Regions from separate parts of the Mus musculus genome. Here region 2 is linked to region 1. A link is a loop called in an ENCODE intact Hi-C map of the cell type or tissue named here. Cell type or tissue: gastrocnemius. All regions are shown on one strand. Each heading gives the region's core, and the rest is flanking DNA. Links, peaks and the distances in the headings are about the cores only. Region 1 overlaps Adgrd1 (adhesion G protein-coupled receptor D1). Region 2 has its middle 53 kb from the start of Gm34145.

The links. Peaks named below come from ENCODE experiments on the same cell type or tissue, not always from the same donor. Only the 100,000 strongest peaks of a DNase experiment are listed, where the experiment ranks them.
Region 2: it touches region 1 in a loop (2.2-fold over the local background); 10 of 42 quality-filtered maps call a loop at or near these places.

The regions. Positions count from the first base shown.
Region 1 is chr5:129,175,373-129,180,750 of GRCm38, reverse strand. Adgrd1 (adhesion G protein-coupled receptor D1) reads right to left here. Exons shown (of 25, transcript NM_001347486.1): 16 at 2,599-2,702; 17 at 1,471-1,582; 18 at 1,055-1,208. Among named protein-coding and RNA genes, the nearest start is that of Gm46923, 61 kb to the right of the region's middle. In gastrocnemius, for the core only: no CTCF peak of the experiment used is centred there; DNase peaks (open chromatin) are centred at 1,199, 1,429, 2,325 and 2,689; H3K4me3 peaks cover 387 bases.
Region 2 is chr5:129,358,555-129,363,932 of GRCm38, reverse strand. No RefSeq gene overlaps it. Among named protein-coding and RNA genes, the nearest start is that of Gm34145, 53 kb to the right of the region's middle. In gastrocnemius, for the core only: no CTCF peak of the experiment used is centred there; a DNase peak (open chromatin) is centred at 2,221.

The sequences.
Region 1 (5,378 bases), core at 139-5,138:
AGCTGCATTATTAGGTCCATAACAAATAGAAATGTAATAAGCTTCCAAGGTACACGGGAGGGAGAGAGGGAAACGCAGTGTGGGAGCGTGGTGACAAGACCAGATGGCAATTCAGACTGCAGGGACATCTGCAGAGGACCAGAAGACCAGACATGGTACGTCCGATGGATAACAAGACACACCCTGCAGAGACACACCCTCGGTCTCCTCTCTTGGCTTCTGTTAGAGAGGGGAGGTTGATAAAGAGATACCATAACCCTTGGCCCCCCATGCAGTTGTGATATGTGTAGCAATAACCACAGAAAAAAGGGGATAAAGTAATAGAAACACTTAACAGCAACGCTTCCCCGTCTCACTGTAATTTAGTGAGAACATAAAATAGATTTTAATATGCTGAAATGCATACAGTATGTGCGGGGGTAACCGCTAAAGAAAACGACCCAGGAAATACAAGGTGAGCTCATTAAGAGTATTAAAGCGCCACACAGGAAAATACCCACTTAAGTCAAAGGAAGGCAGAGAGGGAGCAGAAACAGGAACGGGCCAAGTGACGTCAACATCTCACTTCAAAAAAAAAATGAGCAGAGCAAACAGAGGAAAGACCTAGGTCAGAATGGAGAACTCGAATGTCACCTTGAACTAGCTAAGCCTGACAGGGTTTGAACACGCTGTCCAACAGCAAAACACAGACTCTTTCCAAGACAATGGTATATTGATACACCATGAGTCACGCTGACCAATCCCATCTCCAGCAATGTCCCTCCACACCTGATCCCCCCCCCATCCCATACCATCTCCACCTAAACCCAACCCATCTCTAGCTAAACCCACCCCATCTCCATCTAAACCCATCCCGTCTCTACCAAACCCTGCCCCACAGTCACCTGCTCTGCCTCTCTGCCACCAGAACCCATTCCATTCCATCTGCCCCATCCCTACCCGGCCCACCTCATCCCTCCCAACCTATATTAATAGGTCCCACCCCTGCCATCTGCCCCACCCCTGCCACACACCCCAGCCTATCCTTGCCCTCTGCCCCTCCCCTACTACATACCCCAGCCTATCCCATAGTAGTAGAGGTGCTTGCTGTCCTCTGAGCCGAAGACCTTTATCACCATGCTGTAGAGATGTAGTCCCTCCACCAGCATCCAAGCAAAGGCGGTCAGGAAGAAGTAATGTAGGAGGACAGCCAGCACCTGGCACGGGACCTGGTAGCCAAGCAAAGGTGCAGGGTGAGACCACGGGGTACATGGGGGGGCCGTGCTGAGGCTTTGCTTACTCTTATTTATTCCCAGGACCTCATTTTATTCCTGGGGAGGCAAGGCTCAGTTTCTCAGGCCAGAGTTCTACAGCCCGTGTTGCTGCCACTCCCCACATGCCCACTGCTACTCCCCAGCCATGCCCACTGCCACTGCCACTGCCGTGACTCAAGAAGAGACAGCTGCCGGCCGAGGGTCAGCACCCACTCACCGTGCCAGGCTCCATGCTGAAGCTGATCAGCAGCAAGACCTGGGCTACCAGGACAGCGAAGGACAGGTTGGCGTGGATGTGGTAACGCTGGTTCCGAATGGTGCTGACAGAACTGAAGACAGAGAGGCGGGTGTAAGTCCCGGAGCTCAGCCTCGACATCCTACCCCCACTCGGGTCCCCTCTCTACTTCTCTTTGAGAAACCATGAGTATCTTCATAGCTCCTACCCCTGCCCATGCCATAGCTCCCTGCTTGGACCCTGGTTGTTCTGGGCTAGCCTCCTACTTCCTTTCATAGTTCCAGCCACTCTGCACAGCCTGAGCCCTTCCCGGAAGTTCAGTGGCTCCTCTAACCTCCCTGGGCCCTCTTCTGTTTCACCCTTTCCACTGTGAGGGATGGGGTGGGGGAGATGGAGGGAACTAATTGAAATTCTAAATTAGAACCTGCAGAAAATACACCCCATGACGTCATGGGCATCATCGAAATTGAGGGCAGCAGGAAGGGAGGGCGCCTCTTGGATACAGGAGGGTGGCTACAGGACCCGCCATTCTTTTATGGTCATTCCTGGCAGGGCTCTTCCTGGAGGCCTGGATGACTACCAATAGGGAGGGCTTTCTGGCCTCCCACCCTAAGATGCTCACCTCTGCACTGTCTCCTTGTGCGTGGCAGACTGCTCGAGAAGGCATTTATTTATTCTTTGGCTTTCTTGGTTATTGATGGGCCCCATCCAAAGGCATTTATGCATAACTTGGCCTCAAAACCAAGCACCATTGCTTGCTGATGAGGGTGCAGTCAAGGATGTATGTGCTAGCTCTCGCCTGGCTCAGATCCCACCGGAACTCAAGTGCCAAGGTGGGACTTTCCAGACCTTTCTGACATGTCTAAAACCTGCTGACCCTACCCTACAGGCCCTGCTATTTCCATTTTTTCTGCACCTCAGATATGAAAGTGAAAGTCACCGGAGAACAGTCACATAGTCACATCTGTACCCCTACTAGCTAGGACGCATGCCCCCGCCCCCCCAAAGGGTCTTCAGAGCCAGACAGAGGAATGGCCAGAGTGACAGGAAACACTTATATTTCCAGTAACTTTCTAGACTTCCTGGGGACACAAGGAGAGGGTGACTCACGACAGTACTGCGAAGGTGACCAGGGTGGCAGCCAGGCAGAGAACTGACAGAGAGCAGCCAACGTAACTGATGGACGACAGCGCCACCTGGTGTCCATGTGTGAGCTGCGGGAACAGAAGGAGATGTGGGAGGCTGGCCTTCCATCCATCCCATCCCCTGGCTGGGATGGTGCCAAAGTGGTTACACCCACAGTGCTGACCTTGTAATGCCAACCTCCAAGACTTGCCTCACAGAAAGAGGGCTACACCACACTGGAATTCAGGGTTGGCATTTCCCGTGCTCTGGGTTGCTCCGTTGTATCCGCTGTGTTCCCCACTTAAGCTACCTGGCCTGTATTACCACCATACTCCCAGCCATGTCTGAATGGGTGATCTAGGATGATCAGAGATATGTGCCTCCTCTGGCTATGAAATTCAGAGAGCAACAGTGAGGGGCTTGAGGTGGGTACCAGTGGATGCACAGACATAAGGCTAGGAAAACTACACACAGCATGCTGGGTGAGAGGATCACTTCCAGGTCTCTTGTCCTCAGTATCACTAACCCCCAAATTGACAGTCACTATATACTTGCCTTCACTGGCAGGCACACACCAGCCCTTGGGACCATCTCTTAAGTGGGCACCTATGTGGTCACCTGGACTGACATCTGTTGTGACAGACCATCTTCCATGCAATACAAGACATATGTAACAGACTATGCATCCCACTGGAGCCCAGCAGCCTGGGCTTGATGTTCTCATCCATGCCTCAGCATCTGGTACCTGGCCCTGTTCTGTTAAGGCTGGGTTTTTGGCTCTACCGGATGGTGTCCCAGCTCTGACGGAGGCTGAGCTTCCCCCTCATGCACTCTCTGGCCCTGGACAGAGCCTAGATACAGCCAGGCCTTGAGAGCCACCATGGTTCGCTGGGCGGCTCGAGGTTGGCGAGTATCCCTCATCTCAATCATTTGCTGACCACAGGCAGGAGCCTTACTGGGGCTGAGCCCAGGCTGTCAGCATTCTGTGTCCTATGGAAATGGATACACAATGCAGGTACAGGTGGGCATGAACATCCCAGCTACTGTGGAAGGATGGAGATGCCATGACCCCCTCACGGAGTTAATTAGACATCGAGACTAGGCCTTCTGCAGCTCAGGTCACCCCATGGGAGAGTCCGATAAGGAATCTGGGCCTCAGATACTTCCTACCAGGACCCAGGAGTCTCTCTGTCTCCCATCAGCCACCTGGCTTACCAGGGAAATGAGGTGCACAAGTCCTTCACAATGAATAAAATTCAGGACTTTTTCATCAAAAGCCAGGAGACTCCTCAAGGTTGATAGATTGACTAAGCTGCCAATCACAACAAGGAGCTACCTTCCTGGCTAAAGGACAGAGTCTAGTCCCTGGAGTCCTGGTGGGAACTGCCACCACATCAGGATGCAGCCACTCTCCTGAGAGATACCTGTAGCCCACAGAGACAAAAAATAGGCTCTTTCCCCATTATCTGTACTGGCTGTCAGGAACTAAGATTAACCTATGATACAAAGCCAGGCAAGGATGGAGGTAGGAAATCCAAGGACCAAAGACACAGGGCCAGGTGTGGTATAGATTCTCAGGACTGAGTCCTTCATGTCACACCAGATACCAGGAGATAAGGACCCCCTCCCTTTGCTGGCAGATCCTGACCCCAAAGTGCTGGGGGGCAGTGGTAACTGCTGGCAAAGTCCCCTTTATCCCCTAGCTCATCTCAGAGGCTTGAAAACAGCCAGATAGGCTTTGACATTGAACTTTTGTGGGTTTCAGGCCCAGCAGGGGGATTTAACTAACCTACAGCACTCAAAAGGAGAATTAAAGGGGTGTGTGGAATGGCTGGAGAGACAACTACCACTGAAGCAGGTCCCCACGGAGGTCAGAATCCTGAGGGGACACGTGAAAGGGGCTGGTCTGTATGCACCTAGTTGGAGCAATCTCCAAGATGCACCTACTCATTTGTAAGAAAGGAGCAATCTTCACCCTTTGTTCAGAGAACAAAGAGGTGCTTGCTGCAGGCTCAGAAGGCTTGTCGGTGGTGATGGAAACCACCAATGGAGAGGGAGGTGGCTCTGTGTGTGTGTGTGTGTGTGTGTGTGTGTGTGTGTGTGTGTGTGTGTGTGTGTATAATCTCTACAAAAATCCACAAAGAATTCCTCCACTATCTTATGCCTCTTCCATCTGGTTCTTGGACTCCTTTGGGGCTCCCTGCCCATAAGGAAACCAAAACTCAGACTATGGTACACTTCCACCTTCAAGCCTAGGCTGCCCATGCTGGCCAGTCCTTTGCTTCATTTTTTTGGGCACTGTCTCATCTAACCTGTCCCTGCACCTAGTCACCAAGCCTACCCCTTACCCCATGGAGCAAGACCCCCATTCTGAAGGCAGCCTCCTCCTCAAATAGGATCCCAGAGGAGACAGCTCCCCACCCCCAGCTTCAGAGCAGCTGATTCTTAATGAAGATTCTGGAATAAGACTGGTGGACCCCAGAGTAAGGACCTAGGGTGGGGCTCCCCAGACGTTACCTGGAAGCCTTTTATCTGCTCTGTCCCAGAGTCCCTCCTCTCTCCTCCCCTCCCTGACTTTCCTAGAAGCAGTTTACACTGTCCTTTCTGATGTGACTTCCTAGGCTCACATCCATGGCCCAAGTGGCCCAGGAGCCTCCCCAGAGCCTTAGGGAAAGATGTCTCATGGGAAGCAACCGACAAGAAGGCTGACACAGGGAGTGAATGAGACAATGGGAGACAGAAAGGGAGACAGGAATGAACACTTG
Region 2 (5,378 bases), core at 223-5,222, 180 kb before region 1:
CGCTACCGCAGTCCACACTGTCAACCACTGGCTCCACCGACTCCTGCTTGCTCTCCCTGGGCTGGCTCGGCTCCTCACTACTGAAGATGCCTCTTTGCTTTGCCTGTCCCAGAATGCCACCCCCACAAGGCCAGTGTCAAGCAAGCCTGACATCTCCAACATCAAGTCCACCTCTGAGTGACACCTAGCTCAGCCCTCAACACTGTTATTGTCCCTTACTGCCACTGACCCTACATAGTGCCTCGTGTCCCAGGAGCCTCTCCTTCACTCGCATGGATGACCCATCTGTGGGTCATCCCCGAGACCTCACTGAGCGGTTGGGCACAACCTTCTTGTTGCTATAGCTGGGGCTCTAATGGTGGACTACAAAGAAAGGTCAAAGAGGCTCTGTCACCTGAAACACCTGGACACTCACATCCTCACATCACAGCGGGCAGTGACCTCGTGACTGTGATGTCATCCTGCCATCACAAGCTCCTGCTGCTCCTCACTAGCGTCCCCATCCTGAATGTGAGCTCGGGCCCTGTGCACAGCTGGGAGATACCTACTTTAAATGAAGCAAATTGGAGCAGAGTGAGCCTGTCTTCCCTGAGGCCCGGCTGACACCGGCTCAGCCCGGCTGACACCTGCTACCAAAGGACTCGCTCTTGATTTGATCTCTGCTTTGTTACTTTGTCTTTCCTCATAGCCGATCTGTCCTCTGAAGCTGCAGTTTTCCCACTGACAGGAGGCAGGACTCGGAGTCAGAACAGCTTGTTTAATAGTCGGCCCAAGCTTCTGTAGTGACAGCTGAGAGAGAGAAGCCATTCCCCTAGGAGTCACAGCCCAGCCGTGGGTATTCCGGCAGCAGTGACAGGCCAGCCCTGGCAGAGGATGACAGGGGGTCTCCCCTGACCAGTGTGAGAAGCAGGTTCACAGTGCTGGCCTTGATCTGGCCATGCCCACAGAAGCTCTGATTAAAGGACCTGCCTACTGGTCCCTATCCCGAGACAAGTTGTAGTGGCTCAGTTTGGAGATGAAGAAACTGAGTCACATCACACTGCCACCATTGTCACCGTTACTGTCATTATAGCTACCCCTCCTCCTCCTTCTCTCTTTTTTTGCTGAGTGTCCCTTAGATATGTCATCAATTTCTCTGCGAAAGTGGAGTCATTTTTTACAGAGGTTTCACTTAAATTGTCTCTAATTTAAAACCCCTAAATATTCATGCATTAATCAGATACAAAGACAGTGTACTTAGTTACTGTGAAATTAAAGTGGAATCACTTAGGTGAACTAGGAAGATAAAAAGCTGGCCCATTTGTTATAAATATGCATATATATGCACACACAAATGTTTTATATATATACAAATATTATACATGTATAACAAATGTTATATATGTAACAAATTATATACATATATACAAAACAAATAAAAATATATATGTATGACTCTGTGTCTGTCTGCCTACCTCTCTCCCTGTTTCCCTGTCTCTTTCTCTGTCTCTCTGTCTGTCTCTGTCACTCTGTCTGTCTCTGTCTCTCTCTCTGTCTCTCTCTGTCTCTCTGTCTCTGTCTCTGTCTCTCTTTGTCTCTGTCTCTCTCTCTCTGTTTTGAGACAGGGTCTCACTATGTACCCTGCATGGCCTAAAACTTGCTATGTAGACCACACTGGCTTTGAACTCACAGAGCCCCACCTGCCTCCGCCTAGAATCAAAGGTGTGTGCCTCCATGTGCAGCTTCCCTAGTAGCATTTGACCACATTATTTCTAGCGTCATTTTCAATACAAATCATGTCACTTTTCACCAAACATAGGACAGATGAGCCCAGAACAGCTCCTAGCCATTGTTGGGAAGTCTGTGTGAGGTTTGCAAGCCCAGACCCCATTTTAACTGAATGCATCTTTGCCTTGCTTGTGTTTGCCATAACAGGGAATCCACGATGGGGCCAGAGGCTCCCAACCTGTGCTCCCTGGTTGTCAGTGGGTAAGTCCTCATGTTTCTCTCCTTGCCTGCAGCTATGCTCTCCTGCATTCCCCTGGGACCCTTCTCACATAGCTCACAGTGTGTGAATTGTCCCACTTACTCCCCTGTCACCTTCCCGAGGACTTTGCTACACTAGACTTTGAGCTGGCTACTGAGGACCCAGGACAACCTCACTGACACTTACAGTCATCAGCCTCCCAGATTCTCACATAGCCAATGAGGCACTGTGTATCCCAGGCCCCATGGAGACACAGCAGATGGGAGACAGCTGATGCCCAGCAGGTATCCGCAGGAGCCAGTCTTCATCCTGGTGAGTCAAAAACAAACCCTTCTGTCTTTGTCACAGTTTCCATTACTGTGAAGAAACACCATGACCAAGGCAACTCTTATCATGGGCAACATTTAATTGGGGCTGGCTTACAGTTTTGGGGGTTCAGTCCATTAGCATCATGGCGGGAAGCATGGCGTCATGCAGGCAGACAGTGCTGGAGGAGCCAAGGGTTCTACATCATCTTGATCAGAAGGAAGCCAAGAATCTTTCCACATTGGGCGGAGCTTGAGCATAGAGACTGCGATGTACTTCCTCTAACAAGGTCACACCTCCTCCAACAAGGCCACACCTCCTCCAACAAGGCCACACCTCCTAATAGTGCTATTCCTTATGGGCCAAGCATTTAAAAAAATGAGTCTATGGGGGCCATACCTATTCAAACCACCACACCTTCTGTCTTTAATACCTGCTTCTCCCTGGTATTTTGTCACAGCAGAAGAAAGGTAACTAGTATAGCCAGCCGCCTTCTCTAAGCAAATCTGAACACGGCCTGAGCAAACAGCAGATGATGACACTACATCCAAAGACTGGTGCTGCTCATGTGCCTGCTCTCCGCCTAGGGAGGAGAGCGTGTCTCCATTGATAACTGGCTTGGTTGAACTTTAGTCCTGCAAAATGTTAGAGGAGATGGTGATGTACAGCCCTAGGGCTCAGGATGCCCCCCCCCCCGTTTTTTTTTTTTTTTAACATTTGTCTTTCTACCATGGGAAGATGGCAAGAAGTGACATCCTAGCCATGTGACCATGGATGGAAAGCACCCACCAGGAACACTCCTTTCCTCCACAGGACACTGAAACTTGGGACAGTTTGTTACTTGGCAAGAACACATATGTCCTGATTGACTTCTGTCCACACACAGCCCCGACTTCCTCGGTCGGACTGTGGCGCCCAACCCCTGCTGACCCAAGGTATCTACCCTTCGCGCCTTGCCTAGTGTACCTCACCCCTTCCCGGCTAGTCTTTCCCACATTAACTCACCTCTTTCACCGTGCACACCTCCCCCTGAATACCAACCCCTCCCCCACCCTGCACCATGGTCCTGTGATCCTGTCCCTACCCACCAGGGCTTATAATCTGGGACCAGCCCACCCTGCCCCCGGATATGTGTGTGCCTTTACTGCTTCAGTCTCCTGTCAATCCTTTGGCTACTTCTGCTTGCATCTGAGGCTATGAGGTCCCAGTGGCTAGTTGGGGCTGGCAGTGGTGTGTGCCTGCCCTGAGCTGGGTGCCAGACTGAGCAGAGGCAAGAGCGGGAGATGTGTTTCTGCTCAGGACAAAAGAGCCAGAGGACAGAGCTTGCCTGAGGCATGAGAGAGAGAGAGAGAGAGAGAGAGAGAGAGACTCTTTGTTGTTCAAATTCTGTTTTCCAATTGAAGAAATGTTCACACTCTGCCAGCCACAATGTTCCCTGGCCAGAAAGACCAAGGCACTAGCTCTGCCCCTAACAGCAGCAGCTCTAGGATGCTGACTCTACTCAGTCACATGCCTCTCCCATCTTTGGTCTGAGAGTTATCAGATGAAAAAAGATGACTCAGCAGGTGAGGGCCCTAAGGTTGAGGGTGATTAGATTCTCCTCCCTAATCCCTCTACCCCTTTCTCTCTGGTTCCCCGAGGAGGCTCGTGGCTATGCGTCTGCCACAGACTCTTGTAGTACCAAAATTGCTGGGTTCACTTTTCATTCTCCTTGGTCCTCAATGAAGCCGGAGAAACGCAGAGATCAGGCATGACTGGATAATGCTATCTTCACCTCTCAGGGCCAGCCAGCCACAGACTACCACACTCCTCCCCGTCACTGTTAAAGGGAGACTTGTATACTGGCTGACACCTGATCTTTGGAGTTCTTTCATGATGCTTTGGGGGTGCTGCGATTTGGAGGTGAGCCACAAAGTTTGCCGTTTGAAGGGCTGGCCCGTGTGGTAGATCTAGTCATTTGAGAGGTCATGGGTGTGGGTATCAGGAACCGGTTTTATGGTTACAGGTAGCCTCTGAATCCAGTGATGATGGATAGGTGATAGGGACCAGCACATCTGTTGCCATGGCAATCACCATGCATTCCCAGTGTCCATTTGGCTTACCTCCCACCTTTACCTTCCAGTGGTTACGTCACAGCCTTAAAAAAGGCAGACCCTCTTGACCTTTTCTGTCTCTCTGTTTCTCTCTCTGTCTCTGTCTCTCTCTTTTCTCCTATTGTCTCTGTCGCCCCTTTTCGCCCCTTTCCCCCACATTAAATCTCTTTCATGTGAAACTGCACTGGCCTGGTGTGGTCTGTCTGGACTTGAGCCACAATTCCGTCACAACAATGGGTCATAGAGACTCTGACCTGACCAGTGGATTGATCCACAGGTGGGTTCCTATCTGTCAGTCTTTTGGACCTGATAGGAACTCGGAGGTAGGGACACGGTCACTAGGATGTGCTCTGGAAGGGGACATCATGTCCCCGGCCTGCCTGTTTTTGTTTCTCTTCTTCCTGGCTGCCATGAGATGAGCAACGTCCCCTGTGCCATGCTCCCGACATGAGGCTTCCTCCCCACAGCCCCAAAGCTGTGAGCCAGCCCACTGAACACTGAAGACAAAGGCCGGGAGCGAAAACCATCCATCCTCCCTATGAAGTTTCCTTCTCAGATGTTTGTGATGTCAGCAGCAACTGACTGATCCAGACCATGCTCATTTCCCATCATCCTATGTGGTCTCTCACCAGATGTTCTAGGGCTCAGAGTCTATCTGACTCTAGGTCAAGGCAGTGTTGGAGAAGTGGTGGGGGCCTGGCCAGTCAAAGCTCATCCTATGGATTCTAAGACTCCAGGACTGAAGAACCGGATGGATGGCAGATTATCAGCTGGGCCTATGCAGAGGGTTCTGGGCTATGACACACACCCCTACCCACCCCTTTGAGTCCCATTTTCTGGTCCCTGCCTCCAGCCACCAGAGGTCTCCAGATCCTGTCAGCTCAGGTTGTGATAGTGTCTGTTTCTCTTCGAAGTTGGCCCAGGCTAGCCTCTAGTGTCACTAATACACCTCCAAACCAAGGGCACAGTCTGGAAAGCACAGCTGTAGTCTATCCTGGGGATGTGCTAGGGAC